Regions from separate parts of the Homo sapiens genome. Here region 1 is linked to region 2. A link is a loop called in an ENCODE intact Hi-C map of the cell type or tissue named here. Cell type or tissue: endothelial cell of umbilical vein. All regions are shown on one strand.

Evidence for each region. Hi-C counts contacts between places; a loop is a spot of excess contacts. Peaks named below come from ENCODE experiments on the same cell type or tissue, not always from the same donor. Only the 100,000 strongest peaks of a DNase experiment are listed, where the experiment ranks them.
Region 1: a loop joins it to region 2, with 20 times the contacts of the local background. A loop is called at or near these places in 1 of 110 quality-filtered maps.

What each region holds. Positions count from the first base shown.
Region 1 is chr2:78,305,295-78,313,294 of GRCh38, forward strand. No RefSeq gene overlaps it. Among named protein-coding and RNA genes, the nearest start is that of SNAR-H, 350 kb to the left of the region's middle. In endothelial cell of umbilical vein, no CTCF peak of the experiment used is centred here; a DNase peak (open chromatin) is centred at 4,347; H3K27ac peaks cover 1,761 bases.
Region 2 is chr2:78,937,488-78,945,487 of GRCh38, forward strand. No RefSeq gene overlaps it. Among named protein-coding and RNA genes, the nearest start is that of REG3G, 84 kb to the right of the region's middle. In endothelial cell of umbilical vein, no CTCF peak of the experiment used is centred here; DNase peaks (open chromatin) are centred at 3,714 and 4,404; H3K27ac peaks cover 2,873 bases.

The DNA of each region.
Region 1 (8,000 bases), 630 kb before region 2:
ATATGACATCTATTATATCTGACCAGTTTATATAGAAGTCTGCTCATTCAATTACTGTCTACTTAAGAGTTTAAGAGCACTGTGCCATTTCAGGGAACTCTTGGCAATTTCTAACCCCAGTTTCAGAAGCCTTAATGCTACTGTAGTCACATGGGTGTGGCATTTACAAAATTGTTTACAACTTTATGCCTATAGGCATAATAGTTAATGGCAAGTGATGAATTTTTGCATTTTTACGAACACCAGTATATTTGAACACTGACGTAAATTTTACGTTTGGAAACAGAAACCGCAGGAAAAAAGGAAGAAAAATTACCAGTCCTCATTTGGTAGCTGTGTACCGTATAAATATATTGTTGAAATCTTAAGGGCTCTCATGGATTTGTTATTTCAATTACAATTTTAATGATACATATGATCTGAATTGACAAGGCTGTTTGAATGTCCTGCTGCATAAAACTAAATCAATTCAGCGAGTAATGTTAAGAGAATGTAGATTTATTAATATTGTGATACATGATATGTAGGAACACACAATGGAGTAGAGATATTTTTGCTATTCAATGGCAGAAAGTTAATATATTATGTACTATATAGGAAAAGGCAATCATTCTATTGAATGACTTTGGTACCACTATAAAACACAGCAACTATGCATTTCCTTCCCCTCAAGTACAGTTTGGAGTCACATCTGCATCAGAGAAAAGGAACAGCTAACTATTTATAAAATAAATGAAATCCAACAGAATCACAAATGACTGATATTTGCAAGCTGAGAGCATTCTTAATATAGTACATTATAATAAGTTATAAATGATACATTTTAGAACTAGTAAATTCCTGTTGGAATTAAGGAGTACCATCAATAAGCAGACTTATTTTTTCCTTTCAATCTACTTTATGTATCATGCACTGTTATGAATTCTGAAGACGGATTCACATGAGGAAAATAGCACTGTAGCACAGTGTGAAGAGCTTTTATGAAAATTATCTCCAGCCTGGAATAGAGATCAGACAGAATTTAAAACATTATGTGGAAATAACAAAGGTCAGGGTTGTGTGGCGATATCTGTCTTAAAGAAGTGGGGCTCAAACCTGGATGAACCGTCGAATACTCTGGAGAAATCTAAAAAATTCTGATGTCCAGCAATCACACTGAATCCATTGAATCACAGTTTCTGGGTTAGGAGAGGCCAGGTTTTGGTTTTGGGTTTGCCTCAAAGCTCTTACAGCTGTTTAAAATATTCAGAAAGGATTGAAGATCAACCAAGCTTAGGGGCTCGTGATTCTTAACTTCTGGTGTTTTGTTTTTCAGATGATTGTACCTAATGCTGCTTCAACATAGTCTGGCAAAAATATTTGTATTACCACATGCATGAAGGTCATTCTATGCTTTTTTGTGGATGTAATATTTTTTCCCAAATATCTTGAAAAACCAATATATTTATTTTTGATGCGCTAAATTACCTTCAGTTCCATTGAGTTTAGTTTTATTAATTCATTCATGTATATTTAATCTTAATCTTTCCTTTTTATGGTGCTGGTTATTCATTCACCTGTGCCCAGAAATTCTTAATTGTCTTTTGATATTTACAAATAAAGGATTACAATGATTATTATATCTATATAATTTTCCTCTGTTGTTTACATGTAGAAATGTTTCCCCTACGGAGGATTCTTTTAGGATTAGAAAACTTGACTGAGAGTTCTGTTTATGTGGCTTGGGTTTGCCAAATGGCTGGTTTTGTTTGGGTCAGAGGAAAACAAACAGTTCCTAAACTGAAGTTGTCAAACGTTCTACTCAAAATTAAGGACTGTGAGGAGGTCGCTGTAGACACTGCAGAGCCAAAGGCCATTCTGAGAGTGAAAGTTAGCCATTCAGGGAAACAGATTCAAACTACTGAATGATGCTTTGTTTTCATAAAGTTAAAGGTAAAGTCACTTAATATACACACTTCCTTCCTGGACTAGTGCTTGCTTACATATTCAGCATCACCTTGTCCCTAATTACTCTCTCTTCACCTAGTCACATTAGCCTTATTACATATTCTCATAATGCATATGCTTTACTTCTGTTTGAAAAAGATAATTTACCACCATTGTTTTCTTAGTTAATTCCTATTTATGTTTCCCACCTCAGCTCAACACCATTTCCTCAAGGAAGATAATTTAAATTACCCTAAATGCTCCTCACCCAATTATAGAGGATACACAATGTGCTTGGCAATTGGTTAAGGGGTGGGTATAAGATAGTGTAATTCTTTTCAGAATATTATAACACACTTGGGAAGAGAAGAATTTTCCCTATTCTCATGATTAATAAGCTTGGTAATGATACAGCAAATTAATAGAAAATAAAAGTTTTTATGAAAATATATTTTATCACCACTACATAGATTATCAGTTAATAATTGAGTAGTCTTTTAAAACTAGAACACAATTACCAGGATGGGTTTATTTTTTAAATATATGAGCATTTTCTAGAAAAAAAATATTTTATCAAGATTTTACATTCTGTCCATATCTATCTACTCTTATGTTCTCCAAATCACATTTTACATCCTTCCTTATTCTAAATTATATGTTTGCATGCTTTCTCTGCTTTTTTCTTAGGCTACTCATGAGATAATTATTTTTATGTTTTTTTAAAAGAACTATCATTTTTATTTATTAGTTCTACCTCTTGGCTGAATACTTAGCGCTACAACATTAAATCCACTACTTTAAATTTGAGCAAGTATTCATAGAAAAAAATAACAATTTTTATACTTTCAAAAAGTCATAGTGATTTTATTCCTCATTATGCTTTATTCTAAAATGTATTTTCCTCCTTTTGAATATTTTATTAATTTCTCGGCTATTTTGATTTCTGAGTTTCTTGTTTCAATAAATGTGCATAGATGCTATAATTTCAGATTATTTCTTTGGCTAAAATTACTTCTCTATTGTCCTAACACATAAGTTATAATTTGGTTGGGTACAAGAACCTTGGAAAATACATTTTGTTTCAAAACTATAGCTGCTGCTCCATTTTATTCCTTCATTGTATATCACTGAAATTTCTGATACCGACCTGATTCATTTTACTTTGATCTTTTTCAGCCTGTATTCTCATAGGAATATTTTTTCTTCAACCTTGAAATATTTTTAAAAATCACTGTGATATCTTTAACTGTGTTATTAATTTTTCTCATCATTCTAAAAGTTCTGTTAATCAGAGGACAGTTATTTTTATCTCTAAGTTATGGCTTCTGTTATTTACAAATTATTTTTCCCTTTAATCAATCTGTTTTTTATTCTTAAAACACTGTGTGTATACTGATTTTTTAGAAATCTGACCTCATCCATATCTTTCAGCTCTCCAAATTTATTTTAGGAGAAAGCTGACTGGGTGCCCTGGTTCACTAATTCTTCAGACAGACTTACATTTTTATTTGTTGAGTCAAGAGCTGCTTGGTTTTCCTTGAACTGTACCTTACGAAAAATTCTTGAGGTTTCTGGCATGTAAAAGAGCACACTTTTGCCCTTGATCTTATTCATAGAAGTACTGGGGGATTTTCTCAAATGTAAATTATTATTTGTGGATTTTTCAATGTCATCTCCTTTGCTTCCATTTCTCCTCTATAAAAGAATGTGTGTATACACACACACACACACACACACACACACACACACACAAACCAATCCTTTATTGTCTTGTAAAGCAAGTAGGCAACCTGACTTCCTCCCTAATGGTCCTATGTGGAATGAAGGCTTGCAGAATAATAGTTTCCCAATATTTGACACAATTTAATGAGTAATAAAGGCTTGAATTGGTATAAGTGTTTTTTATAAGCTGGGGACAGCAACCTTACACTTTAATGCTGTCCAAGACCATCCATACGCATGAGTTTTCTGCAGAAAATCATATAACTGAGTAAACTGCTTTCACTTTAACAATCTCACATCAGAATTTAGTAATCAATTTTGTCCTGCAAGCCTATCCACTAGTGGCCATGCTTTTTTGTTCTATGAGAAGATTACTTAATGATTTCTTTCTCTTCAAACCTCTCACAATTTTTTTTCTCTATTCTGAAGAAAAAGAAGCCATTACAACTCAATTTCCTCATGCTCCTATTGCCAAATTCACAATCTTATTTTCACTAAACCATCTTCATCCTTTCTTTTATAAAAAAAGTAGCCCTTCCCTTCTTCTCAAAGGCAGTCCCTCCACACGTTGACTTGATCCTGTCCTCTCCATTCTCTCAAGGTTATGCTGCATGTACTATCCCCTCTTGCCTGTGTGACTTTCCCTGTCTGCTCTGTATTTGCTTTATCCATCCAAAGATATTATCTTATTTCCCATCTAAAGAAAATCATTTCCTGACTGCATTCTTCTCCAACTACTGTATTTTCCTGCTTGCGTTCATTACCAGCTTTTTAAATGAACTATTTAAAATTGTAGTGCTGAGCTTAAAATAGCTATTTCAACCATTCTCGACAGTATTACAGACAATATCCAATGAGCCACAAACTTGATCCTCATATTTCTCAATACCAAATAGCATTCTTCATCTTTGACCAGTCTCCCATGCTATATGCTCTTTCTCTACTTGATCTACAATATTGGACATTGCTCTAACCTACAATGCAGAATCTGTGAGTTAATTCTGTCCACAAATTTTATGTTGATCCTAAGATCTACTGCTTTAACATAGATTTATTACCCAAATTTAAGAAGCCCATAACCATTTTCTGCTTGATTTCATCACGTGGCTATCTCTTAAACATTTCAAAATAATTTTTTTTAAATAGAAACTTCTTTAATGAAAATTTCACCTGATTATTCCATTCCTTCTATAGTTTTATACTTATATTAATATTAAGAAGTTGTGCAATATGAAATCTAGATTTCTTTAACTGTTCCTTCAGTCTCAAAAAATTCTTAAACTCAATTCTGCAAGACACAAAATCAATTCTATTTACAAAATATATCAAATAGCCAGCCTTTTTTTTTTTTCCTTTGGCATCTGTATCTCCACTGTGGTCTAAGTCCCCATCAGTTCTCTCCTATAAGTTACAAACTCTCCTGGATTTGTCTTTATACTTCCACTTTTGTGTCTGTATGACAAATGTTTTATATAGAAGATATTTTTAATTTAAATAAATTCTTCCTTTTTAAATATTTTTTATTCTGGTGAGAAAATTTAGCATGAGATGTACTCTTAATACATTTTTTTTTTTTTTTGAGACAGAGTTTCTCTCTGCCTCACCACAACCTCTGCCTCCTGGGTTCAAGGGATTCTCCTGCCTCAGCCTCCCGAGTAGCTGGGATTACAGGCGTGCTCCACCACGCCCAGCAAATTTTGTATTTTTAGTAGAGACGGGGTTTCTCCATGTTGGTAAGGCTGGTCTCGAACTCCTGACCTCAGGTGATCCGCCCACCTTGGCCTCCCAAAGTGCTGGGAATACAGGCGTGAGCCACCGTGCCCGGCCTCTTAATTCATTTTTATGTATACAATACAATATTTTAACCATAGGCATAATATTGTATAACAGATCTCTAGAATGTATTCATCTCACCTAATGGAAATTTTATAACAATTTATTAGCAATTTTAAATTTTCTCCTCCCCCACCCCTTAGGACCTGGTAACTACCATTCTACTCTATGGTTTTTCAAGTTTGGCTATTTTATTTACCTTGTATAAGTGGAATCATTCAGTGTTTGTGCTTCCATTACTGTCTTATTTTGCTTGGCATAATATCTTCATGGTTCATCTGTTATTGCATATTGCAAGATTTTGTCCTTTTATAAGGCTGAATAATTAACATTGCATTGTATGTTATGATGGCTTATTGTATGTGTCCACTAGACTAGGCTAAGGAATGCCCAGATAGCTAGTAAAGCATTATTTCTGACTGTGTTTCTCTGTAAGGGTGTTTCTGGAAGAGATTAGCATTTGAACAGACTAAAGAAGATCACCCTCACCAATTAGGGTGGGCATCATCCAATCCACTGAGAGCCTGAATAGAATAAAAAGGTGGAAAAAGGAAACATTTTCTCCATATTTGAAATGAAACATACATTCTCTCCTGTCCTCAGCCATCAGCACCCCTAGTTCTCAGGCCTTGAGACACGGGCTTGGAATTACACCATCAACTACCCTGGTTCTTAGGCCTCTGGACTAAGATTTAATTAAAACTTTTCAGGTTATCCAAGTTGCAGATGGCAGATCTTGGGACTTCTGAGTCCCCACATCATGTGAGTCAATTCCTATTTGTGTCAATTCCTATTTGTGTCAATTCCCTGGAGAACCTTGACTAATACTTACATGTATACATGTACCACATTTACTTTATTCTTATTTATTCATTTATTCTTTATTCTTCTTTCAATGAACATTTAGATTGTTTCCACATCTTGAAAATTATGAAGAGTTATATGGTAAACATTGGATGCTACTATCTCCTCAAGGTTATCATTTTAATTATTCTGGACAAATAAACATAAGTAGGATTGTTGAACTATATGGTAGTACTGTTTTTAATTTTTTTTATGAACCTCCATGCTGTTGCTAGAGCAGCTGAGCCATTTTGCATTTCACCAACAGTGTACAAGGGTTCCAGTTTCTCCACGTCCTTGTCAATACTTGTCTTTTGCTTTTTGATCACAGTCATCGTAATGGGAGTGAGGTTATATACATCATTGTGGTTTTGGGTCACATTTTTCTGGAGTAGTGACATTGAGCAAATATTCATATACATGCTGAGTATTTACATTTCTTCTTTTGAGAAATGTTTATTCAAATCTTTAGCCCATTTTTAATTGGGTTATTGCATATGTACTTTTTTGCTATTGAATTGTAAAAGTTTCTTAAATATTTTGGAAATTAACCCCAAGTCTATGTGGTTTACAAATACTTTTTTTTTTTCCATTCAGTACGTTGTCTTTTCTTTCTGCTGATTTTTTTTCTTTGCTGTTCAGAAGTGTTTTAGTTTGATGAAGAAATGAAAGAAGACACAAAAGAATGGGAAAATATTCCACATTCATTGATTGAAAGACTTAATATTGTTGAAATGCCCATACTACCCCGTGTGATTCACACATTTAATAAAGTAATCCCTACCAAATCCAACTGGCATATATATTTTAATGGCAGATGTTGCTTCTCATTAGAGAGGAGAAGTCATCTGAATAATAGTAACATTGCCAAAAATTGATTCCTTACTAAGTGGCAGGCAAAATTTCCATTAATTTTTTAATGTTTTACTTTGTGGGGGCAGAAATGAGATGTTTGTTAGAGGGTACAAAGTTTCAGTTGTGCAAGATGAATAAGTTCTGGAAATCTATTATAAAACATGTGACTATATTATATACTTGAAATTTGCTAACAGGATGGATCTCAAGTGTTCTTACCACAAAAACAGAAAGACAAAAATGGTAACTGGGGTGATAAATATGCTAATTTTCTTGATTATGATTATTTTATAATGTATATCAAATAATTAACCATACCACTTAAATATTCATATTTTTAGTTGGCAAATATACCTAATGATATTGTTTACAGAAATAGATAAAACAATTCTGAAATTCATATAGAATAACACCAAATGCTACCAAGGACATGGAAAAACAGGAACTCTCATTCATTGTTCATGGAAATATACATGGTTCAGTTACTTTGGAAGACATTTTGGTAGTTTCTTACAGAATGAAATAGTCTCATACCATGTGATCCAGCAATTGAACTTCTTGGTATTTACATAAAGGAGAACAAAACTTGTGACCTCACAAAAACCTGAACACACGTTTATAGAAGCTTTATTCATCTTTGAAGCAACCAAGATGTCTCTTAGTAGAAGAATGGTTACATGAATTGTGATACATCCAGACAATTAAATATTGTTCAGTGCTAAAAGGAAATTAGCTAAGAAGCCATTAAAAGGGATGGAGAGTTGGGCACAGTGGTTTACAACTGAAATCCCAGCACTTTGTGAGGCTGAGGCAGGAGGATT
Region 2 (8,000 bases):
GAGGTCACATTGAACTACTCTAGGCTCCTGTGCCACAGTCTCTCTGTGGGCCAAAGTTATGGCTTGCTGCTCCCTTTGCCTGTAACATCCTTGCCAATCCTAGAGGCCCTGCCAGCACCACCAAGTGTCCCATCTAATGCATTATTTCTCATTCTTCCAGACTCAGCTTAGATGTCATTTTCTTTTTTTATTTTATTTTAATTATTATTATACTTTAAGTTTTAGGGTACATGTGCACAATGTGCTGGTTAGTTACATATGTATACATGTGCCATGCTGGCGTGCTGCACTTAAGGCAGCTTTCTTTCTGGAGCAGTGAGGCCTAATCTCATCTCCCATTATCTGGCTCACTAGTACAGTAGGCATCTATTTTCATAATCCTGACACTCACTCATTTAATGACTCTGTTTCCTAATATTTCCCCAAAAGTCTCAGGTCTGGGAGAATGTCTTTTTCTCAGCACTGTATCTTCAAAGCTTAGTACAGTGTCTAAAATATAATAGTACTAAATTAATATGTATTGAATCAATTAATTAATGAATCACCGAAGGCCCAGAGCATTTTTTCATTTCTATAATTGAAAAATTTATAGAGTTCTATGTAAGAAATTATATCTCAAATGGCCACCTACTAATGGTTAGAAAAATGAATAGCCATTTGGATAAAGGTTTCAGAGTAGAGAGGACTTTTTGAGTTTTAAGTTATATTTGTGACATCTTCAGTTTGATGTGCCGTGTTTACATCTGTGATTCCCCTCACTTTTTAGAATTTGAAAATATACTATTTTCTTTGATCTCATATTTAAAATGATTTTTCTAATACAAAGGATTTAGGATTTATTCTTCTTTTGATAACATTTATCAGCATTTTCTGAGATAACTGATAACTCCCTGGGCTCAAAAGCTTAGAGCTGAGATTCACTCAGTGAAATTTTAAGATTATCTATAATCCACCAAACCAAACCCAGCCCTAGGAGGTATGGATTGATGCCTTGGCTGTTCTGTCGCAAACCTCTCTGGCAAAGCACAGCAAGGAGACAAGTGTGGGAGGGCAGGAACAAGCAGCTCAGGACAGATCATAAACGACATCTAGGGTGGGAATAGGTCTTGAAGTTGTCATTAATTCCAGTTCAAAATAAGACACTTTTTCTTTGTCAACATTTTGCCTCTAAAATTGGGCATAAGAGGTTTCTAACCCTAGGACAAGGAATTCAACCATGATGGATAGGTGTTCCTGAAAAGCCATAAAGGGACAATTTGAGTCGTAAGGTTGACTCTGAGGCTGAACATTCAGGAGTCTCTTGTGACCCTTTAAATCTACTTTATAAGAGGAACATTTTAAGTTGATTTAGTGAGATGGTTAAAACTTAATTAGTTATCAAATAATTACCTAATGGACCTTTTTTGAGATATAAGGTTGAGCCACAGCTCTAGCTGCAATGCAATTAATTTTAAATTTTATAAGCCATAAAAGGTAATCACAGCCCTACAAATCAGCTAAGGTGCGAAGATAATATTTAGATGCTGCACTGACACCAAGACACCTAAAGCAGGTTAATTGGGTGGCAATTAGTAAGAAGAGTGTTAATTGCCATACTAGTCTTATATTATGCAAATGAAATTACATTTCAATTAACAGTCAAGAAACCAAACAACTCAAAATGTATGGGCAATAATAGCAATCAGCATGTTTCACAGAAGCCAAAGAAATACTCTCCTTAATGGGAAATTTTGATCTTGCCCTCAATTCAATAAGTTGTGATCACTTTCTCATTTCTGTGCATAAATTTAGTAGGGCAATCTGATAGTTTAGAGTTGGTGTCTGACATATGAAAGGTAATTTATAATAGTATATGCTGGGATTACATATGAAAGAAGAAATTCGTGGTTCATTTAGTTCAGTTTTCTCTGAATGTTAGGCCTGAAAAAGCATAAAGGAATTGGCTAAATTCAAGCAGGAAATTAGACACAAATCTGGATCAGGATCCTGATATAAGAGGACACTTTCTACTATATGAATGTCAATAGTAAAATATTACCTGCCTTCAATAGAATAGTATGTTCTAAGAGATGGGATTTGGAGCCATACAGATCTAGATATTTCACTTACTGTGTGACCTTGGGCAAGTTACTTAACTTCTCTAAGCTTAAATTTCCTGACCTATGAAATGATAAATGTGCCCACCACATTGTTCTATCTGGGATGTTTATTGAAATAAGCTATCCAGAGTTTGGCTGGATGGCAAGCAGACAATTAAACACCCCAAAATTAGTAGCTATTGTTATTAGCACTAGTTTCATAAGAAAATACATTTGTATAGTTTGAGGAGTTCAGGAAAGTAAATCTATCCCCTCCCATGAAGTCACATTACTTAAAATTATCGAATTGATAATTCTTTATTTTTTATTGTTGGCTAAATGCAAATGCTACTGGAAGCAGCAACACTTTAACTTATTTTCAGCTAACACCTTAGCAGGAATTAAGGTTCTAACAGTAACTGCAGTCAGAAAGACCAGTGACTTCAGACTTTTGAGATGGAATGCATGAGTGACTCAGAAGTAAAGCAAAAGGAGGTACAGAGATGTCGGAAAGGGAAATAGAAGGACACAAAGTAAATGTCACTGTCTTTATCATTTTGCCAGGGATGTCTCACCACGAAAATCTAGGTCGAAAGCTTGCCTCTAGGGGTATAACCATTGACAAAGGAATTATTGGGTTTGGTAGTTTTGTTTTCAAGCTGTGTAAATATACACAAAGATAAATAGTGATTTTGGTTATTTTGACCACTATAAATTACTTGGCTAAAATCATCCACAGTGAGGCAAAGGGAATTGGGTTGATCATGCTTCTGTTTTAGCCTGAATTATCAGTATAAATACAGTGTCCATTGCTGGCAGGGGTCTGATGTGCTATAAAGAATTCTGCCCATGAGCAAAAGTGACAGGGGAGAAATGAGCAGCTGAGGCTTTGCAGTGTTTTCTCGGAACATAGAGGACACGGACCATTTGAAAATCTTGTAAAAACTATGGCTTACATGATTGTAACAACAGATCAGGCTCAAGGAGGAAAATAGGGAAGCTGGCACAAGAATTCTTTAAGAGAGTGTCACATTTTGAACAATACGTTTATACTGCATTTTCACTTGGCGTTTGCATTGGTTAAAACCAAATCAAACTGGAGGCCTTACATGTGGTTAATAGGGAATCATTAGTTGTTGCTTCTCCCACTTTATTCCACAATTTCAGCTTCTTTCAAATCTTACCTCTCACCCTCAGTTATTTTGTAGTTCTTCAAATGTGCCTCATGCTGGCTTTTGTTCTAGAAGAAAGTGGTTTTAGGTACTCTGAACAATTTTTCTGAGAGAGTTAAAAAGCAGTTGTGGCAAACGGACACTAAGGTGGCCCCTCTGATCCTCACTTGCTTTACTTTCACCTTTGTGTCATCCCCTCACCTTTAGTGTGGGCAGAATCTGTGACTTGCTTCTAACCAACCGAATATGGCAAAAGTTGCTTCTGTGAACGTGGTACCTAAGATTGTATCATATGTTTGCTAGGAGACACTTTCCCTCTTTGGCTTTGATGAAGTTGGGGAGGGCAGTGAAGCAAGGAACTGAGGGCAGTCGCCAGGCAACAGTCAGTGAGGAAGTGAGGGCAGCCTCTAGTTGGCAGCCAGCGAGAAACTGAAGCCCTCAGGACCTGAGTCCTGCTAATGACCACAGGAGGTTAGACGTGGATCATTCCCCAATTCAGCCCCATCTGAAAACTGGCCCTGGTGACACTCTTCAGGCTTGGAGAAAACGCAGTTGAGCTAATTCTCACAACCACAGGAAACTGTGAGCTAATAAGCGTGTGTTGTTTTAAGTCACTGAGTTTGTGATAACATTGTTAGGTAGCAATAGATAACTAATACACTGGTAGTGAGTAAATTTTTGTAAAAATTATGATTTTAAATGTATTGCTGAGCTGCTACAGAAAGAATCCATAGATCAAAAATAAAAATAAAAATAAGAACCTTCAAATTAAAGCTGAATTTCACCCTGTGGATTTATTTAATACCCTGAATATGTTGAGTTTTGCTTTGACTTTTGCATGGGGCACTGACCAAGAAAAAAAAAATTCTAGGGATTTGCCATATAGAGAAATACAACAAGACATCCTTGAAAAAAAAAAAAAAACTAGTTGAATCTGCTATGTAAAAAGAACAACAAATAAATAGCAACTAGTTGAATCTGCTATGTAAAAAAGAATAACAAACAGCAAGAGCAACAAACAGAAAAGTGCAATAAAGAAAATTGCCTTTCTCTAACTTGGCACTTAGAATAAAAGTAAATAATCTTTTCTGAGCCTGTTTCCTGTGAGTTTTGGGTCCAAATTCATGTTAGTTACGTAGTCTGAAAATTCTTTAGTGGACAACTCACAGTAATCAAGATAGTTAGTTTCCCAGGAGACTGGAACATGTAAATCCTATACAGGAAATTGAACTTCAATCTAGGCATTAAAGAATTTTGATAGATAAAATTCCAATGAAATGAGCTATTCGCAGTAAAAAAAAAAAAAAAAAATACAAAAACACACAGTGAAACAAAACACAAGGAGGGAGAACCAGCAGAAACAGCAATAGTGAAAATAGAAAAACACTTCAAATATAAGGGTTGTCAATTACAAAACATTACACATGATGTTTAAAATAAAAATACAATGTCAAAATTTGAAAATACAAGCAAAAAACAAGAAACTGTAAGTAAAAAGCAGATTTGAGATACAAAATAGATTTTCTAGAAATTAAGCACATTAAACTCATTAGATTAAGAGAAATTGGTGAACTAAAAATAGATCTGAAGAAATACTCAGAATAAAATCAATAAAGAGAATACAATATGACAGCTTAGTGATAAAGAAAATAGAATGAGTAGGTCTAATATATTACTATATTAAATAAAAAACTAGTAGCATGCAATTAAAGCAGTACTTTAGAAAATATATGGCCTTAAAGCCTTACATTAAGAAAGAAAAAAAGACTCAAAATTTATAAACCAAGCCTCTAGTATACAAAGAAGTTATAAAAAAATTACTTCAAAATAAATTCAAAGAAAGTAGAAGTAAGGAAACAAAGAGAAATATCAACACTTAATTTTTAAAAAACCCTAAATGTATTAAAAAAAGATTATTAAATCCAATAAGATAAGTTTATTAAAGATTACTAAATAAAAAGATAAGATTGTTAAAGATAAGATTATTAAATCCAATAAGTTTATCAAGAAAATAAACTTGATAAGAATTCTTGTTGAAATGTATCAAGAAAAAGAGAACTCAAAAACGGTAGAATAAGAAATGATACGCAAGAAACAGGTATTGCCAATGCTAAACAATTAAAGGATATTATGAATAACCTAACATGCCAAGTAATCTGTAAAATTAAATGAAGCTAATAAATTACCAGAAAAATAAAACATAAACAAATGTATGTCAGAAGAAATAGAGAACTGTCTTTTCAGAATTATATCATTATTTAAAATATTTCCTGAAAATCATTTCAGGCCCAAATACCTTTAAAAATAAATTTTATCAAATATTTAAAATACATATAACTCCAGCCTCACCTATTTTTTTATTTTTTATTTTTTATTGAGACTGATTCTCACTCCATTGCCCAAGCTGGAGTTCAGTGGCACCATCTTGGCTCACTGTAACCTCCACCTCCTGGGTTCAAGCAGTTCTCCGGCCTCAGCCTCCCGAGTAGCTGGGATTACAGGCACGTGCCACCACACCTGGCTAATTTTTGTATTTTTAGTAGAGATGAGGTTTCACCATGTTGGCCAGGCTGGTCTCAAACTACTGACCTCACGGGATTTGCCCACCTTGGCCTCCCAAAGTGCCGGGATTACAGGCGTGAGCTATCCCACGTGGCCCAATTTTCCCTATATTCTTGAAGGAGATAGAAAAAGAGAAAATACTCCTTCTTTCACTGATGAGGCTAAAATAGGTTTTATAGCAAAACCAAACAAGGGCAAAGCAAAAGAAATTACAGGCTTATCACACTCATGAACAACACTGCAAAAATCCTATGGGGAATACTGAAATCTTGAAGATAATGCATTATTACCAACTTGGGTTAACTGCACAAATCCAGGGATAATTTAATATGTTAATATGTGAAAACTGAAGAAACTGGTTCACTATATTAATAGATTAAAGGAGAATAAATATGTAGTAATCTGAAGTGATGTGACAAAATTAAACTTCTCATAAAATTTAACATCTACTTATAACAAAATTCTTGAAAATTAGATGGAAGAGAATTTTCACAATCAAAGAGGATTCACAAATACAAAGAAACAAACAAAGCTACAGAAAACAATGTAGGTAATGCCCAGTGTACTTCTTCTAATCAATATTATGTTAAATGTCCTAGCAATGCAGTAAAGACAAATAAAAACAAAAAAGGAAAGATATTGACAAGTAAAAATGAAGTAGTTGTTGTTTGAAAGTAATGTAGTAATCTAAACAGAAAATTCAAAATAATTCAGGGATAATTTATGAAAATTTACAAATGAATTTTGTGAAGTTGCTGCATTCATGGTTAATTAATAATTTATTACATTTCTGCATGCTGCCAGCAGTAGTCAATGATATTACTGATATGCGTGTGTGTGAGTATATACACATGTATATATACATACATATATATCTGTACATACAGATGTATATGCACATACATATATATATACATCTATATATATACACCCACACACCCACCCACACATATATGTATTTAAAACATAGACAATAGTCAATTACATTACTGATATGTGTGTATGTGAGAATACATATACACATTTATATACACATATATCTGTATATACAGATATATACACACATACACATATATATACATATGCACTCACACATTCACACACACATATATATATTTAAAACATAGGCATAAGTTTTAAAAAATATGCCAATTTTTCATGGAAAAAACATAAACCTAAATAACATTTTAAAATACCAAAATAAGTTTGTATATAAAGATAGATGTCCATCTACAGAAAACATTAATGATACAATGATATCAATATTCCCCAACATAATATATGGGTTCAATGCAGTTCCAATCCAAACAGCAATAGAAATTCAAAAAGCCAAATTAATGTAGTATTTTTGTAGATAAAGACAAAAGACCAATAGAACAAATTAGAAAGTCCCAAAACAAATTTTACATATTTGGAAACTAGATTTCTATCAGAGCAGGTATTCCAGATTTATGAACATAAAATTAACTATTAAATTATTGAAGTGTTAATGTTTGCAACTCATATGGAAAAAAGTAAAATTGTGCCCCTGTATTGCACTGTATACAAAATGTAATTTAAGATGAATTAGAAACTAAAAAATTTTAGAGGATCTATTATTACCTACAGATAGAGAAAGATTTCTTAAAACACAAAAGGAAAGGTACAAACCATTAAGGAAAAAAAAATATATGTACACATATATACATACACACACACATATACATATATGTATATGTGTTTTTTTGAGACAGAGTCTCACTCTGTCACCCAGGCTGGAGTGCAGTGGCACGATCGTGGCTCTCTGCAGCCTCTGCCTCCTGAGCTTAAGCAATCCTCCCACTTCAGCCTCCTGCGTAGCTGGGACAATAGGTATGTGCCACCAGGCCCAGCTATTTTTTTCATCTATCTATCTATCTATCTATCTATCTATCTATCTATCTATCTATCTATAGATAGATAGATATATGAAAAACATATATGTTATGTATATATCAGAGACACAGTCTCACTATGTTGCCAAGCTGCTGTCCGTCTCCTGAACTCAAGTGATCCACCCACCGTGGCTTCCCAAAATGCAAGGATTACAGGCATGAACCACCACTCCCAGCCTAATAAACGTATTGATAAATGCTAGTAGAGTAAAATTAAGAACCCTGTTCATCAGAAAGCAAATAAAGGAGTAAAAATGCAGAAAGAAGGTTTTTGC